2 separate regions of the Homo sapiens genome follow, and region 2 is linked to region 1. A link is a loop called in an ENCODE intact Hi-C map of the cell type or tissue named here. Cell type or tissue: CD4-positive, alpha-beta T cell. All regions are shown on one strand. Links, peaks and the distances in the headings refer to the core of each region. The heading gives the core; the rest is flanking DNA.

Region 1 (8,972 bases), core at 386-8,385:
GATCAGTGCTGTGCTCACCACCAGCCCATACAGCAGCAGCAGGTGCAGCAGGGCCTGGGCATAGAGGCCGGGGGTCAGCTGGCTGCCCGAGAACCAGCACCTCCACCTTTCTGCAGTACCCAGCCCAGCAACGAGCTCAGTCCCTGGGGCTCTGTGCACACCATGGGAGTGCAGAGAAGTCTGCCCACCCATTACCTGCCTGCACTCAATTGCTCTGCTGAATTATGTGCTTCTGGAGCCAGGTGGTTTCACCCTCTCCCACATTACTTCTGCTACTGAGCACTGTGTGCCTTACCAGACCAGGGTTGTGGACTGTGAAAAAGAGAACCAGGACAGTCCAGCTGATGGTGAGCTGAACAGCATAGAGGCCAAGAGGCAGGGCCAGGGGCCACCCCAAGCCCCCTCCCAGGTCCTTCCACACCAGGTAGGAGGCATAGCTGTGGAGACATGGTGGCAAAAACATTCAGTGGGAGGAGGTTCCGTGGCAAATGGAGGAGGCTCTCTGGCATAAGGACTCTTGGATACCCTTGTGGGCTGAAATGGGGGCAGATGGGTTTAGGCATCATGTAAGGGCCAGGGAGGGAGTTGGTGGGAGGAGCTGGGCATGGTGAGGTGGAGGAGGGGCTGGGGAGACTTAGAGAGGGTGGAAGAAGGGCTAACTGGAACCCCAGGCAGGCATAGAGGGTTTCTTACTTTCTGGAGGACCCACTATGGTGGTGAGAGGCAAGACAAAGCGCCTACCTTTGGAGGCCAATATATGGGAGTAATTCAGATATAGAGGACTTGTTCCCACCCCATTGGGTACCAGGGCCATGTGTGAGAAACAAGTACTCACCCCACGACAGAGTAGATGGCTGTCTGTACAAGCAATAAGACTTTGTAGAATGGGCACCAGGACAGCATCCTCGGGCCCTCACACCAACCAGACATGTGATCACGAGTGAACAGCCAGACCAGGATGGGCCCCAGGTGGGGCAGGAGCACAAAGATAGCCCCTTGAAGCCGCATTCACCTTGAAGAGGCAAAATCTGGGGAGGCAGAGAACATGCTAGTGATGAGCCTTCCCCTGCGGCTCCTCGTCTGTCTCTGCCTCCTAACCTGACTCATTTCCTGGCCTGAGCCCCTCAGAGAAGGTCTACTCACGGAGGTCCTTCCTCTCTCCCTGGCCCAGCTCCAGTCCTGTACCTCTGAGCTCTCTCCAACCCCAGGCCACACCTTGCCCATCTCCTGGCTTCCATGGACTTCTTTTCTCCACAGCACTCCTCTGGCACTTGGAGGACACTGCCCAGCACTGGTAACTGCTTCTAAGTGAATAGGCCTTCCTCCAAGTGCTTCTGAGTCCTGGAGATCAGGTCCCGGGTGATGAGCTTTTCTGCAGTGGGCAGCGCTTAGCCAGGTATGTAGCTGGCCCTCACCGAGAACTGTTCTACCTAAGCTGATCTACCAACCTGGAAAGTTCACAATCTGAAGGCAGGAGCCAGAAATTCCTGGGGACTCTTTTCTAGTCACGAATGCGGCAGCACATCTGTCCCAGGCTTATCTCACCATATCAGACTGGCACACTCATGGGGCCCACCCAGGCTGATCTCCTGCCCAAATTCAAACTTGGCCTGTTGACACCGTGGATTCCTTTTTCTGAACTTTTAGCTCTCTTCTACCCCTGGAGCCATGGGGTATGAGCTTCCTGCTCCATCTTTCCATTCCCAGAGTGTCAGGATGTAAGCACAAGCATCCAGGTTTCTTGTGGCCTGACTTTTCAAGGAAACAACTGCCTGGTCTTTGATTAAAAAGCTGCCAAGGTGGCATGTTGCTTTGCATGTCATTTGCATGTGGGACAATGTACAGACCCTCCTCCAGCCAAGGCCCCACCAAGGCCCCACAAATATCATTCTTCTCATTTGTTCATGATATTTCAGCCTCCCCCCATGATTAACCAGATTTGAAGGAGAGAAAACAATCTGATTATTTTCAGTATTCTGGACTGACTATCTAATCCATCCTTTTTTTTTTTTTCTTTTCATACAGAGTTTCACTCTTGTTGTCCAGGCTGGAGTGCAGTGGTGCAATCTCGGCTCACTGCAACCTCTGCCTCCCTAGTTCAAGTGATTCTCCTGTCTCAGCCTCCCTAGTAGCTGGGATTACAGGCGTGCGCCACCATGCCCGGCTAATTTTGTATTTTTAGTAGAGATGGGGTTTTGCCATGTTGGTCAGGCTGGTCTCGAACTCCTGACCTCAGGTGATCCACCCGCCTTGGCCTCCCAAAGTGCTGGGATTACAGGCATGAGCCACTGTGCCTGGCCCTAATCCATCCTTTTCTGTCAAGGGTCAGGGACACTGGTCCTGGAGGTTCTGGGACAGAGCTGAGCAGCATGCCCACCTGTGCATATTTCTACTTGTCTTTCTGTGCTCCTGACTGTCCGTTTGCTCATCTTCTGCCTTCCTGTTTTTCTACATTTCTGTCCAGTGGTGGAGGCCCCCTCCCTGCCCCTCCCTGCCCCCATCCTCTTTTCTCCTGACACCTGCCTCTCCCAGTGCCTCCTGGTTCCTAGGCCTGTGCTCCCCTTACCTCTGGCAGCACACCTCCCAGGCGGGGGGCCTGATGACATATGATGTGTGGAAGGCAGAGGAGGGTGGGGCTGGGAGGAGGGTGGGGCTGGGAGGAGGGTGGAGTGGTGCTCCCTGCTGATCTGCCTTTCTCAGATGAGAAGGGTGGTGACACTGGCTGGGAAGTCCAAGTTGCTGTTTCATGGCCCCAAAGAGTTCCTCTCAGGAGGAGCCCCTCTGGTCTGCCAGACCCTCCTTGGTGCCTGGCCTCTGGAGGCTACCCCTTGATGGAATGTTTGAGGGCTTGTGGTGAGGGTTTGACACTGGCCCTCCTGTGACAGCTCAGCCCCCAGTTATAATGCTGTTGATGCCTGTGGTCTTTGCATCCCATGAACCAGCTCTGTGGCCATGGGAGTGAGTGGTAGGAGCCTTCACATTTCTTCAGAGCCTCCTTATAATTGGGATTGTCCCCAAGAGTGGCAAGAACTAGCTTGGGAAGTGAGTTCATAATCCATGAACACAGCCCCTGGTTATAGCCTCCTGGTTGGCATGACCTTCCTGGCTTAGAACCCTAGCTTGACAGATCTTTCACAAACCCCTAGGACTTTATGACTCAGAGGAGAAGGCAGCTGACAAGTGGAGGTGGGTGGGGAGTCAAGGAGGAGTGACCTGGCGCTTCCTGGCAGAAAGTCCTGCCTCCCAGCCGCCCTAAAGAGGGGTAGGGGAGAGTGTCCCTGTCTGTTGGCAAAGTCCAGCCTCCTGTGTGACTCAGACAGAGCTTTGTTCAACAAAGACAAACACCCCTACCCCACTCCTTTCATTCCCTATCAAAGTTCTGAGCACCCCTTCCTGGCTTGTCTTTAGGCATGAGGTCTGCTTCCCAGGTTGCCCGCTCTCTACCATCTCTGCACTTTGGGGTACTGGGCTCCCCTGGGAGGTTTATTCCACCCTCTCACCTCCACCAGGGAAGGAAGCAGAGGGGAGGGCATTGCAGTCAGAGACAAGAGGCTAGAGAATTATTAACTGAGACAAAAGCAGAGGAAGTTACTTATTTTCTATGGGAGATGATAACTAGGGGCCTGGGGGGGCGTTCACCATGCCTCCTCAACTGCAGGAGGCCAGACCCTGGTGACAACGGTTACCATCTATTGACCACCCATTCTGTGGTGGGCATTTGACATTTATTAGCTCAATAATGACAATTATTATCTCACACAAGGTAGATATTCTTAACTGCATTTGACAGACAAGGGAATTGAGGTTCAGAGGAGTTAAGTAGCTTGCCCAATATTACATACCCAACGTGTGGCTCACCTGGGCTCAGTGTTGGCCAGTTGGAGCCAAAATGCATCCTTTTCCCTCTCAACTGCTTCACTCATTCATTCAAGACATGTTTATTGAACACCTTCTATCTATCAGGCTGTACCAGGAGCTGAGGAGACAGCCGAAAACATGGGAAAAGTTCCACAAGGAGTTTTCATTCTTGTGGTGCCACCGCTCCTAGGCAGAGTTTTAAGAACTCAGAATGGCAAATGGCCCCAAAGTTCAGTTGTCTCCCAACCGGCAGTGTCTCTGCCAACTTTGGGTGGGGGAAGTAGAAAGCACCTTGTGTAAGGAAAAATATGGGTACATCTCAGGTCCACCAGCAACTGGTGAGTCATTAACCGTCTCAGTGGCTCCACTGTCTTCTCTGTGTGGGGAGCGGGTGGAACTAGATGCTCTCTAAGCTCCTTGGACCGGTTGCATTGGCATCAGCTGGGAGCTTCTTTGAGCTGCAGAATCTCAGGCCCCATACTAGACCTACAGAATCAGAGCCTGCATTTTAACAAGATCTCCCAGGTGACTGTTGTGCACATTATAGTTTAAGAAACTCAGATGAAGGTTCCCTCCTCCTCCTATCTGCTATTTTAATAATAGCCTCTGGCTGGGGACAGCCACTCACCAGCAGAGGGCACTGTAAGGAGGGGTTTCAAGGTGCAGCACCTACACCCAGGTTGTCTCCCTGCCTCCCTCCTTCCTTCCAGACCTAGACTGGAAAGTTCACTGACTTCTGGGATCCTCAGCTAATCCCTTACCTGGGCTGGACTTTGCCAATAGACAGGGACACTCTCCCTCACCCCTCTTTAGACAGCTGGGAGGCAGGGCTCTGCCAGGAAATGCCAGGCCACTCCTGCCTGGATTCCCCGCCCACCTCCACTTGTCTGCTGGCCTGCCGACTGAATCTGGCTGACCCTTGTTTCTCGGAGAAGGAACTGGACCAGCCAGCAGCCTCTAAGAGCTCCTAGACGGTAAGTTGAGCACCCCCTTGGGGCAGCTGGAGAGGGGATGGGCATTGTGATGGGGTTACCTGGAGCTTCGGGGGAGGAGCCAGGCCAGCTTAGCCTGCCTGCTGGAGTGTAGGGACCCTCTGCTGGAGGAGGGGAGGAAAATGGGACTTGGCCAATGGGTATGAGGACCACTGGGATGATTCTGTGTCCTGCGGAAATGTCTACTATACTAACAAATGCCATTCATGACTTGGGTTTGGACCATCCATCCCAGTACTTGTTATGTTCTGCAGTAACTGGACATCTATCAGGTGTTGGGGAGGCACAGGGAGAACCAGTGAGGTGGAGGAAAGGTTGAGAGTTTTCTTAAAGGGTATGAGCAGAACTTTGCAGCAGGAGTTTGGATCTTTGTGCTGGAGGATGCAACTGCCTAGGGACAGGTGATGGCAGCATTCTAAAGGACTCTCGTTTCGGGGACCCGCTACCCAGGGTGATCTGGGGTCTGGAGCAAGACAGACTGGAGGAGTGGGTAATGAGGAGTCCAGGCATGGGGTTGGGATGCCCCAAGTCACACTCGAATGGCTGCAGTGCTATAGTTGCCATTCAGCAAGACTCCGGACCTTTCCCCATTCTGGAGCCAGAGGGAGGATGCAGTGAGGGCCAGGGCAGCCTGGAAGAGCAGTCACCCTGGGAGAGGCCCAGTGGGGCTTTGGGAGTGGTGCATGCCAACTTCTCCAGGGTCGGAGGTTGAGCCAGGGGACTCTACTGCACCACCCAGTGAGGTGCACCTCACTGGGGATCTGGACTCTGGTCTTTGGTGGCCCCAGGAAGGTTACTGCTGTGTAAGCGAGCTGGGGCCCCTCCTTTCATCCCTTTAGCAATTCCATCCCCTGCCACTGGTACCTTGGTAGGTGGGGGTGTGGTGTAGTGGGGTGGGTATTACCACATAACTGAGGATGTAAATTTAGGTCCTTCTATTTGTCTTTACTTCATTTTTGCTTCTTTCTCTTCCAACTTTATTTCTTCTAGAGAAGGAAAGGAAGATACTTGGGGAAAAGAAGGGGTGGAGAGAGAAAGGGGGTATCTCTGGAAGTCCTTGTTCGTCTTTGCTCCTCCTTCCTGCCTGTCTTCAGTTGTTTAGTAATTCCCTATCCATCTTCACTGTGGGGAGAAAGCTCGGATTCCTTATCTGTGAAATGGAGATAAAAATAACACCTCGCTCCTAAGGCTGCTGTGAGGATGAGATGAGACAAGCCATGGAGAGTGCTTTAACACAGTGGCATTGAGTAAAGCTCTGCGAATGTTAGCTATTGTTATTACAGTTGGAATTATAATTATTACTAATGTGAAAGAACCAAAAGAAATGATGGGACATCAACGGTAGCTTGCTGCTCCAACCCCCTTCCCATCAGCTTTGGGACACTGCCAATTCACTGATTCACCTGTGTGCCCTCCAGGATGCCTGGTTGAAAAAGGCTGGTGCATTGTCTGCTGGGTTGGCTCTTTAGGCAAAGAGAACAATGCCAACCCCCGCTTCTTATTCACACTTTCAGTGAGGACATGGGAGAAACAGGTACTGCCCCAGTCTTCAATCCTGAGGATACAGTGGAGGTTCTGCCCTGGTCTAAGAGGCACTAGGAAGGGGCTTCAGTTTTCATGGGTCCTGAGGTTGGAAGGAAGAAGGTGGGCCAAGCCTCAGTTCCAGGTGGGTAGTGCAAGTGAAGGGCGTGGGGAGGACTGGATACTGGAAGCTCTTCCAGTGCAGCCTCTAGTGAGTCAACCAGAGGGGCCTCCCAGGGCTCTGAAGGAGGACGTTGTGCCTCACAGAACTCAGCTACCAAGCCAATGAATTCCATTCCTGCAGAAGCTCCTTGAGAGCGGAATAAGACGTCATCTTTGGCAGGATTGAACTTCCCACAGTGTCCGATACACAGCCGGTGCTTAGAAAATGTTCATTTGAGTGGGAAAATCACACATGACAGCACATAATCAAGAGTGACTCAGTATGGTGGGATGGCTGTGGAGAGAGATTTCGCGAGCTGGAGGCTGTCAAAGGCCGGTGCACCAGCGGGAGGCACTATTGAATGGGAGGATCCACGTAGGGAGAGGAAACAAGTGGGGAGAGCAAGTGAGTGGAGAAACAGAAAACAGCATGAGCAAAAGCCAGAGGCTAGAATTAAGCAGGTGTGGGGAGCCTGGGCAGGCTACAGGGCAGGCGTGTTGGAAATTGTAGGGGCTGGAAGAGGGGAAGTAGGAGGAGGCGGAGGTGGGTTCTGGAGGGCCTCAGGAAGAGCTACTGGGAAGTCTCAGCCTGTGGCCTGGCTGGGTAGCCAGGTGAGCAGGAGGTGAGTGTATGCTTTTGCCCTGCCTCATTCCAGCTTCACTGTAGGGCTGCATCTTTGTGTTTTGTCTTCTTCATTTTTTTTTTTTTTTGCTTCCACTTTTAGCTTTTGTTGTTCTTGTTGTATGTTGCCTATCCCTGTGAGCTACCTTCAGGCCTTTCTGGCAGAAGGAGGGGCATAAAGAAACACATACATTTGGACAGTGCTTTCTCATCTACAAATACTTTTCACATGACCTTATGCCATCCTCACCATTACACAAAGAGGCACTTTTTCCCCACTTTTAATAGCTTCAGAAAAGAATTACAAAGTTAATACAAACTACATGCTTGATGTGAAAAATTCAAAGTACAGAGAAAAGGATTTAAAAAAATACAAAGTTTTTATTCACACCTTCCACCTTCTCAATTTGTTGTGACTCATGGGAATAGTTTGGGGGTGTGTCCTTCCAGACCTGCACAGTCTAAGACCGGATTCATTAGTACACGTGGCTACTGGGCACTTGAAATACAGCCAGTCCCAAGTGAGCTGTTCTGTTCATATAAATTACACATGGATTTCAAAGACTGGGTATGAAGGAAGAAAGTAAAAATATCTCATAATTTTATATCGATTACCTGTTGAAATAACATTTTGAATATATTGGGTTAAATAAAATGTATTAATTTCTCCTGTTCTTTTTAATGTGGCCATCAGGAAATTTAAAATTACATGTGTAGTTCACATTACATTTTTATTGTACACCACTGCTCCAGACCTTTCTCTATACCTTTACATTTCCATATATGCACCCATAAATATGTATCTATTTATATGCAGTTTTGTTTTTCACATTAATGAGCTCAGAATATTTTATCTCTCTGCGACTTGCTTTTTCCACTTATAGATTTTTTTGTATCAGCACTTGTAGATCAAGGTAGATATTTGGACAGATGAGGAAACTGAGGTACATTAAGCAGTATTGAGGCAGGAGGTGGGATTTGATTCCAGGCCAGATAGAAAACTGGCTGAAACAGGGAAAAGGCACCAAAAGCACCTCTCCATAAGACATGCCCACCAGTGCCATGACAGTTTACCACTGCCATGGCGATGCCTGGAAGTTACTGCCCCTTTCCATGGCAGTGACCCGAAGCTACCACTCCTTTTTCTAGAAATTTCTGAATAACCCACCCCTTACTGCATGTAATTAAAAGTGGACATAAATATGATGGCAGAAATGCCCCAGAGCTGCTACCCTGGGCACACTGCCTAGGGTTAGCTCTGCTCTGTAAGGAGCATACCTCTGCTGCTGCTATACTCTGCCACTTTAGTGAAAGTTGCTGTCTGACACCACTGGCTCACCCTTGAATTCTTGCCTAGGTGAAGCCACAAACCCTCCCAAACTAAGCCCCAATTTTGGGGCTCTCCTGCCTTACATCAATATGATAAGTTTACCCAGCCACAGTGACCAAGGTGACATTTGAACTCATGTTCTCTAACTGTAAACCCAAGCTCACTCTGCTTCAGAACAGTTTACCTTGATGTATTAGGTCACGGGGAGCCAGGGTAGGTTCTCGAGTAAGAGAGACAGGTTAAAAGAATTGGTGTGACTAAAGTGTGCAGTGTGCGCTGGAATGAAGACAACTTGCAGCTATGTGTAAGCCAAGCCTTGACCTCCACAACTTAAAAGGGCTTACCCTGACACTGACCCCTTCTTCCCCACCAGGCCTTTGGCTTTGGCTGGCACAGGGGTGAAGGAGAGCCAGCGGCATTGAGTAACCAGGCGAATGTGCCCCCAGGAGAGTTCATTCCAACCCTCCCAGTTCCTACTGCTGGTGGG
Region 2 (8,972 bases), core at 364-8,363, 1.2 Mb after region 1:
TACCTGATGAGGTGTGGTTACCAGCTAATCAGAGCACATGCCAGCCATGAAAAGGTGGTACCAACAAAGGTGATGTTAGCATCTTAGGGGCAGATTATTCCCCCAACCGGCCTTCCCTAACCCAGGGCATAAAGATAAATTGTTTTTAAAAAAAAAAAAAAAAAAAAAAAAAAAGTATGCTGGCGGAAAAGAGGGGAAAGTAAAGATCATTAAATTGCTCCCTTTGCCCCCTCTGTCCTTCAAGTTAACCTTGACCAGGGCATCTGATTGCCTTAGAATTTGGAACGTTCACCTGCTCTTCAAGTTCTTCTATTGTTGCTTTTTTTGTTGTTTCTTTGAGATGGAGTTTTGCTCTTGTCCCCTAGGCTAGAGTGCAATGATGGTGCAATCTTGGCTCACTGCAACCTCCGCCTCCCAGGTTCAAGTGATTCTCCTGCCTCAGCCTCCCAAGTAGCTGGGATTACAGGTGCCCACCACCACACTTGGCTAATTTTTATATTTTTTTAGTGGAGACGGGGCTTCACCCTGTTGACCAGACTGGTCTCAAACTCCTGACCTCAGGTAATCCACCCACCTAGGCCTCTCAAAGTGCTGGGATTACAGGCATGAGCCACCACGCCCAGCCTGTTGCTATTTTTATACTTCAAGAATCCCATTCTGACCCCAAAGGAAGGGAAACCAGAAGGCACACCTAACAGAAGGCACTAGAAGAACATGACCAGCCAACGAGAAAACAGTCCAGAAACAGCTCTCCATAAACAAGGGCCCAAACTCGCCCTCCTCCCACCAATGATTCTCTGCCACCCTGAGCCATCATCAGCCAGCTCAGCTCTGGGTCTGTCCACCGTGCATGATGCTACCTATGTAGGCAACTCCCCAGGAGCCCTCCCAGGTTTAATAGCAAAAACAATTATTGGGGAAGCAACACACTCACACACTCTACCCCAGGTCCAGAAAGTCAGGGAACAGCAAGGGCAAGGAGAAGGCACCCCACCTCTCCAGCTCCAGCATTGAGGACAGCATTGATGAAGGACATGATGGCTGTTTTCAGATTCACTTCATCCCGGTACCGGCCCAGACTTCGGTCTAGCTCGTTCAGCAGGGTCTAGGTGGAAATGCAGGACAGAGCAGGAGGAGAGGGCTGAGTTCCCAACAGGTGTGGCCTTTGCATCTTTACTCCTGTCGCCTCCACTACCTAGAATGCCCCATCTGCTCTCTCCACCCAATCAGGTCTGTCCAATTTACTCTGGGCTGCCCCAAACCTCACCTCTGCCTGGAAAATTCCCTTGCCTCTCACCTCAGTGGCAGTGCTGCCTCACTTCCTCTCCACTCAGCCTTTGGGGCTTGGTCTACATGGTTGAGCAGTGCTTCAGTGCTGCTTTATCATCGTGCTCCAGCTGTTTACAGCTCATATGTATTCCCTGCCTAGCTCATTTATGGTATGGACACTGCTTTTATCCCTTTTCCGTCTTCTGCAGAGTCAGGACCCAGTTTTTGGCAATAAACCATGGGGTTTGTAACATCAGTTCATGTCTCTATGGACTTACTCTGTGCCAGGCACTGTGCTAAGACACTTCATATTTACTGTTCATCTCACTGATACTTCTCTGGGCAGGTCAGGGAAAGAAAAGAGAATAGCATGGCTGAAGCTCCCAGGGATGGTCCCAGTGTCCCACATTAGGTACTGGCCCAAGTATAGCACCTAAAATCTCAATCTCAGCAATTGCACTCAATTCAGTAATTCTTGACTGAGCCCCTATCATGAGCCAGGTGTTGAGGTTGGAGATGCAGAGCCACAAAAATAATGCAGGCCAATATTCCGGCTTCCAGGAACCCACTGACTAATAAGGAAGACAAGTCCATTTCCCAGCCAAACTCATAACTCTTAAGGCCCTGCATGTGTTTTTATGCAAGCCTTCCAGGTCCCAGTACTCTTCACCTGTTACCTTCCAGGAGCAGGCATGCAGACCACATTACTTTCCTTTTCCCCCAGTTTCTGCTGCAAAGAATCTTCAGGCTCTCACTCACATGTGACATCCTCTGCCCCACCCAGCTGGCATCCCACCTCCAGCCTGGCCCCTCACCTGGAAGCGGGTTCGCTCTGCTGCATACACCTGGTAGTGCAGCATGGCCTGCAGCACCTTCTTGTGGCCACCAGGCACGAGGCACACAGCACCCAGGATCTCCAGCACAGCCACCTTGGTCTTGCTGTTCTCTGTGCGTAGGCTCTGGGCTATGGTACTAATGGCCTCAGGCTGTGCCAGCACATGTGCCCGCCCCTGGGAGTTGTTCATCAATGCTTTGATGCAGCCAATGAGTGAGGTGTGGATGCGGCTCTCACAGGTGGCGTGGTCCATGCTCCGGAGGAAATTTAGCAGACAGGTCAAGCCCTCCAGCTCAATGAAGCGGGTCACAAACCTACAAATCAGAGCCATTAACAAACATATATTTGCATATGATTCTGTGTACACTTTGCAAATAGTTACCCCCTTACCTGTGTACCACCATGCACCTTGTCCCACCTACAGTAGCCACTTGGTTTATTCGTAGTTTATCTAAAGCAGTGAAATCCTATCATCTTCACAAAAGACTTGTGTCTTATTTGCATTTTAAATACTCTGTATTTGCATATCATTGTCAGTTGCATAGCTAAAATGGTATGAATGTGAAGTCCTCTTCACATGATCATGATAATTATCAGAGCTGTTAAACCTGAACACTCCTCTCCAGTGAGGATGGAGATTAAGAGAATTACAGTCGGATAACAAAGAGGGCTTCCAGATAGGAAAGCCATCAGAATCATCAAGTCATGGCGTTAAGCCTAGGGAAGCTACATTTCAAGGGATCCTAAAGAAAATAGCAGAGTTATCTATCTTGAATGTTAGCAAAAAAACATTAAAACCCATTTAGTTCAGGGGTTCTTAATTTGGAGTCTGTGTTCTGCTGAAGAATCTATGGATAGCATTCACAGATCCAAGGACTTGGGTGGGAAAAGAAAATTACATTTTTATTTTTGGTAACTTCTAATTAAAATTTAGTATTTTCCTCAATGATGAATGTCAGCAATAAATGACAGTAGTATTAGCATAATCTGTGACTTTGTCACCCCAAGAAATCACAGCTATTTTCATACCAAATTACAGTTGTACCAGGTATCTCAAAATACCATTTACACTCCTCAGTACTTCAAAATTATGATGGTTATCAAGACTCGCAGCTAGCTCTTGCTATTTAAGGTGTAAAGAAGCAGAATTCATTGCTATCTCATTTTTATTATTTGTAGCTGTATTTTCATTGATTTGTTATGCCTATCTTTTTATCTATTATTTAAAACATCATTTCTGCGAAGCAGTCCATAAGTTTCACCTAGGCGCCGGATGTCCATGGCATGCCCACACACACAGGTACCCTTGATTTAGTAAAATAATTAATGATCTAAGAAAATTATTATAAATAACATTACTTATCCCAAGCGTATTTGTGTTTATGTTATTGTACAAATACGCCTAGAAAATAAAAGAATGTGCTCTCAAACTAAGTTGTTAACAATAGCTATTTTTTTACTTTTTTCTATTTTATGCTTGTCTGCATTCCATAAAATTTCCACAATGACAATATGTAACTTTTGTTAGCAGAATATTATTAAGGGAAATTACAATAAATTGGGGTAGGAGACAAACCTGGCAACTTCCTCTCAACCCCTTTATTTCCTGACTACCTCATCCTTTCCTCTATCCCCTTCCCATTCCAGAGCCCCACCACTACCAGAATGACAAGAGACAATTGGGATGCTCCCATTCTTCTTGAGGCTGTTTCTAGTCTCCTGGGGAGAGAGCTCAGCTCAGACAACATACACATCCCCATGCAATGGATGGCTAGCTTTTCGCCAGGGGAAGGGTGAAGGGTGGCTCCTGATTGTTTGCTCATTTCCATGGTGTAAATGCTCCCAGCATAGCCAATTTCAAGCTACAGATATGATGTCATTGAATGCAGAGTTGGGAAGAGATGCATATTTCATAGTGTTTCCATGCACATACAATGCATGTAAACTCAAAAGTATACCTTATAGTAAAATGTAGAAAAATAATTAGGTAATTTGGGAATGAAGAGTTTCAAGTATTTATTACCTTTGTTTTGATATAACTTACTGAATCTTAAATTTATACAATTGAAATTTTAATCATAGCTACGTTTAACAACCAGCTTACAAAATTGCTGAAAATTTGACACTCAGCATTCGCCAGCTGTTACTAGCCAGTTCCAGCACACCACGGGGCAGACCCAGACACAAGGAGCCCCACTTTGGGCCCCACACGTTGTGGCCTGGGAAGGGAAAGGTGTCCTCCTATGGCTCCAGGACTTCTACCCCATTTTCCATGCCTGCGTTGCTCCCATTCTAGATGGCAAATCCCATCCAGAGACACCACACCGCCCCCTAGTGGTTGGAGTACTTCTCTACCCGTGCGTCCCTCTTTTCCTGGATGGGGCACTCACCCTGCCCCCTCATCCTCACAAGGCTCTTTCTTTTGTACCTTGTCCATTTGGTCACGCTCCTATTCTATCCCCTTACCAAAAATAAATCAATAAATTTTTAAAAAGCACTTGCCCTCGATTCCTCTTTAGAGAGCTCCTCAGGACCTGAGGTTTATCCCACTTTCCCAGGTTTCTCTCCCCTCCTCCCAAGCCCTGGCAGCCTCCCAGGAGAGGAGTAGGGGCTGGGAAGTGAAGTCAGGTGAGGCAGAGTTGGCCAGGAGGACCGGCATGGGAGCAGAGCACTGCACAGGGCTTCGGGAAGGCAAGGAGACCAACTGTGAAGGGACTCAGCAGGAAGCAAGAGGGGGAAACTGAATTACCTCATAGGCTGTGTCCGGAGGGCTGTCTTCAGGTCTTCCACGACTTGGTTCCTCATCTCCGTCTCCTCCTCATCAAACGCGTACAGACTCTGCATCTGAGGGCCAGCAGGTAGAAAGGGGCTGCCTGTCTCCCAACCCTCTGCACTACAGCTCAGGTGTGACCCAGGGGCCATGCTTGCCTCAGAAAGGGTGAGGCCTCAGGGAATGGTTTACTGAGACCGAGTGTCGGCCCCTGGGAAGACCTAGGTTCTGGGCTGGGACTTCACTTTCCTCATCTGTGAAATGGAGAGAAGTACTGGCCCGGTTTATTTCCCAAGTTTGTGTGATGCCCAAATGGATTTTAAAATGTTTAAATGGTTGGGGGACTCTGAGATTGCCCAGAGGAGGGGTGGATTACCTTAAAATTTCATGAATAACTGGAAAGCTGCTGAACTCCAGTGAGTGGGCAGTGGGGCGCTGAGGAGCAGTAAAAGGCAGTTTGGTGTGTGGGGGGTGGGGGCTGGGGGAATCACTCCCTGCCGTAGCCTTTCCAGGTGGGGGCAGGGCAGGAGAGGGGCAGCCACTCACCGCAGCCATGGAATTGATGCGGTCGATGTAATAGTCAGGCCAGCTGGTTGCCAGCTTGTTGGGGTCCTCCTGCTCCTGAAACAAGAAAAAGGACAGCATGGACCAACAGGCAAGACAGGCCCGTGGCCTGAGATCCTGAGCTTCATTCCGTGTCAGCAGAGGGATTCATTTCTCAGCTCTGCCCATGTCGGGTGGGTTGGAGGAAATTACACTCTCCCCCAGGCTTCCATTTCTCCCTTGGTGAAATACAGATGATGAACATTGACTCTCATGGCCAGACAACGACGCGGGCAGAAACTATGCAGGTGTGTGTACTTTCAGTGAGCAACGTGCACCATTTTTTAAAAATTCTTTTCTCTTGTTCTGTTTGCTCAGCTTGTATTTAATGAAATATAATTTCCTGGCTGTTGAATCTAATTCAGATTCCTGTTTATTTTTATACATCTTTTTACTTTTTCTGATAATCTCATTCTCATATTTTACAAAAGTATTGGTCTGTGACAGTTTGGAAATTTAAAAACTTAAGTCTTTCAGGTATTTCTAGAACACTAATAGAAAACACTTGGCACATAGTAGGCACTCACTAAATAGTAACTTTAGAAAAATAGAGAAATTTCCAAGGCTTTGGGCTTTGAAAAGACTCAGGAGACCCCCTTAGGCCTGTGATTTAATTCCTGGCAAACTCCTGAATGAGGGGGATGTGCAGCGGGGAGGCAGAGCCCAGATCCGAGGACCTCTGGCCCAGTGCTCAGCCCTCAAGAGACAGGCTCGACTCTTCCCCAAGTATGGGCAAGAATGATGGGAGTTAAAGAAATATTAATGTTGACTGAAAATCCAGCCTTCTCCAGCCAAATGGATCTGCTTCTGGGCCTCACACCCATCCTGCTCATTCCTGTTCCTGTGCCCCAGGTCACTTTGGAGGCTCCTCCCCATCTGCTTTCTCCACTCTCCTGCTTCCAAATCGGCATGAAAACTTAACTTCCTCCAGACCCTCCCTGACAAAACACCTCTCTGCCAGCTGCCAGCGGGCCCTGCAGCTCTCAGCTCCATCCACTCAATGTTTTCTATTTTGTTTCACAAAATACAAATCTTAGACCAGTAGAAAAGCTGCTTTGTTTGGGTCTTTATGACTTCACATGGTTAAATGTTAAATTTAATCATGGTTATACATGTTAAATTCTCCATGACTGAAGGCCAAACATTCTGCCTTCTGCCTTGGGGAGGGGAATCAGCACCAAAAACAATTGTGTCGGCAAACACATCCTTTCCTAAACTTGCTGGCTCGTCATTTACCCATGCCATATGCACTGAATGGGGACCTACTAGATGCCAATCACTGTGCTGAGCTCTGAAAGTACGGAGTAAAGAGTCATGGTCTCTGCCTTCCATGTAACAGTCCAGTGCCAGAGAAAGGGTGGTAAATGTTCTATGGTAGAGCCACCCATAGCAGACCTTGGGGGGTGATCCATCCAACACAGAAGGCTTGTAGGGGGTTGGCGTGAGTGGTCTAAGAACACTGGGCTATTAAAGAGCATTACAGCTAAGACAGGTGGGGAGGGTGTTATAGACAGAGGAAGTGCCATGTGGGAAGGTGGAAGGTTGTGAAAGTGTGTGGGGAAATTACAATTTGGTTTGGAAGGCAGTGAGAGATGCCTTCTATTTTAATAAATCTTTTTTTTTTTTTTTTTTTTTTTTTTTTTTTGAGATGGAGTTTCGCTCTTGTTGCCCAGGCTGGAGTGCAATGGCATGATCTCGGCTAACCACAATCTCCACCTCCCAGGTTCAAGTGATTTTCCTGCCTCAGCCTCCCGAGTAGCTGGGATTACAGGCATGTGCCACCACACCTGGCTAGTTTTGTATTTTTTTAGTAGAGATGGGGTTTCTCCATGTTGGTCAGGCTGGTCTCGAACTCCCAACCTCAGATGATCTGCCCACCTCGGCCTCCCAAAGTGCTGGGATTACAGGCATGAGCCACCATGCCTGGCCATTTTTTTGTTTGTTTGTTTGTTTGTTTTAGCAGCTGTAGAAGAGACCAACTTAAGGGAACTCCATAGTAAATCAATTTGGAAAATGGAGAATCATGAGATATGATTAATTACGCCTGAAATTTCTTTCCTTCCTTCCTTCTTTCCATGATTTGAGCTTTTTAAAGACCTGCTTTTCTCACAATGAGATGCATAAACACAGAGTGTTATATTCTGCAGGTGCTTAATAAGCATGCATTGAGTATACTAGACAATGGCTCATAGCGTGTGCAGCCCATGCCTCTTGTCACAGGTCCTCAGCCTCTAGCACTATTTTCCCCAGCAGTCTCAGGTTCTAGCAATGGGCAGCCAGTTGCCATAACGGACTGGGTGGGCTGTGGGTGAGTTTTGCCTCTCTAGGCCTTCTTGGCCTCATTTGTAGAATAAAGAATGAGACTGCATCGACACTGTGTGGTTTTCCAGGTTCCTGCAACTCTGAAATGGTGTATATTTGAATCCTCCAATGTTACAAGGTCAGTCTGGCTCAGTGTGGAGACCTCGGAATGGGATAAAGTCTTCAGCAGGAAGAGTAAGAGAAGAGCTATGAGGGGGCACAGGAGCACAAAGGATACATGGCTCAGACTCCGCCCAGACCTTCCTGTCTCCTCCCAGGAGGGAGGGAGCCTAAGCCTCAGGCGTGGGAATAGCCAGGCTCTGGTCCCCAAACACCAAAGCAATGTAGGAGGGCAGAATAACAAGTTTTAGACTTGGGACTCAAGTCTGAAAACTGGGAGGGTGGAGGGGAGAGGAGGAAAGTAGGCCATGAAAAGAAAATTCAGGAGCAAAAGAAACAGACTAAAATAGAAAGGGGGCAAGAGAGAGACGTAGAGACAGAGGCAAGCTGAAGAAACACGGAGATGGAGACAGCAGAGAGAAGAATGCACAGCCGCTGGGAAAGCAGAAGGGAGGAGATCAAGTCCAATTAAGCCCCACTGGAGCTCAGCATACCCCTTTCTAGGGAGGGCCATAGCAGGAGGCTAACAGCATCTTTTAATGAGCAAGAAGAGAGGGAGGATATGCTGAGGAGAACATGGACAGATGTGTGAGCCCTAGCCTGGGACAGAGTGGAGACTAAAGATCCAAAAGAGGACATCCCTGCCCCCCAAACTGATTTCTTATAGCAAAGCTGCTCCAGGTATGGTCCATGATGCCCACCCTCCATGCCTGGGAGCAGGCACGAGAGAGTCCAGACTCTGCTTCTTTGTCTGTCTCCCAGCAAGCCCCAGTCCTGGGATGCAGCAGGTCCTGCTTTAAGCGTTTTTGAAAAAGAGAATCCTATTTCTTTGAGTGTAAGCTCCAGGACAGCAGAATTTCCTTTTTCTATTTTATTCACTGTTGTTCCTCCAACACCTAGAACAGGGCTGGCATGTAATAAACATCAGGTGAATGCATGAGCATGCCAAGGCAGCAAGAGCCACCCCATGCCATGAACCCTGAGATGTGGCCAGAGGGGTCAGAGAGGGCACCTTCTTCTTGCTGCAGTAGATCTGCCATTTCTTCTCAGGGGGCAGTGCAAACATAGCCTCTC

What was found. Peaks named below come from ENCODE experiments on the same cell type or tissue, not always from the same donor. Only the 100,000 strongest peaks of a DNase experiment are listed, where the experiment ranks them.
Region 2: a loop joins it to region 1, with 4 times the contacts of the local background. A loop is called at or near these places in 3 of 110 quality-filtered maps.

Annotation. Positions count from the first base shown.
Region 1 is chr6:41,035,022-41,043,993 of GRCh38, reverse strand. UNC5CL (unc-5 family C-terminal like) reads left to right here and starts at 4,773. Exons shown (of 9, transcript NM_173561.3): 1 at 4,773-4,832; 2 at 8,859-8,972. The coding sequence starts at 8,920. TSPO2 (translocator protein 2) reads right to left here and starts at 1,527. Exons shown (of 4, transcript NM_001010873.3): 1 at 1,216-1,527; 2 at 836-1,028; 3 at 296-437; 4 at 1-54. The coding sequence starts at 1,008. In CD4-positive, alpha-beta T cell, for the core only: CTCF peaks have their summits at 4,287 and 4,496 (motif pointing right); a DNase peak (open chromatin) is centred at 4,503.
Region 2 is chr6:39,860,956-39,869,927 of GRCh38, reverse strand. DAAM2 (dishevelled associated activator of morphogenesis 2) reads right to left here. Exons shown (of 25, transcript NM_001201427.2): 3 at 8,911-8,972; 4 at 5,421-5,495; 5 at 4,854-4,948; 6 at 2,085-2,418; 7 at 995-1,105. Among named protein-coding and RNA genes, the nearest start is that of DAAM2-AS1, 32 kb to the left of the region's middle. RefSeq lists an enhancer at 4,932-5,431. In CD4-positive, alpha-beta T cell, for the core only: CTCF peaks have their summits at 4,241 and 4,448 (motif pointing left); a DNase peak (open chromatin) is centred at 4,437.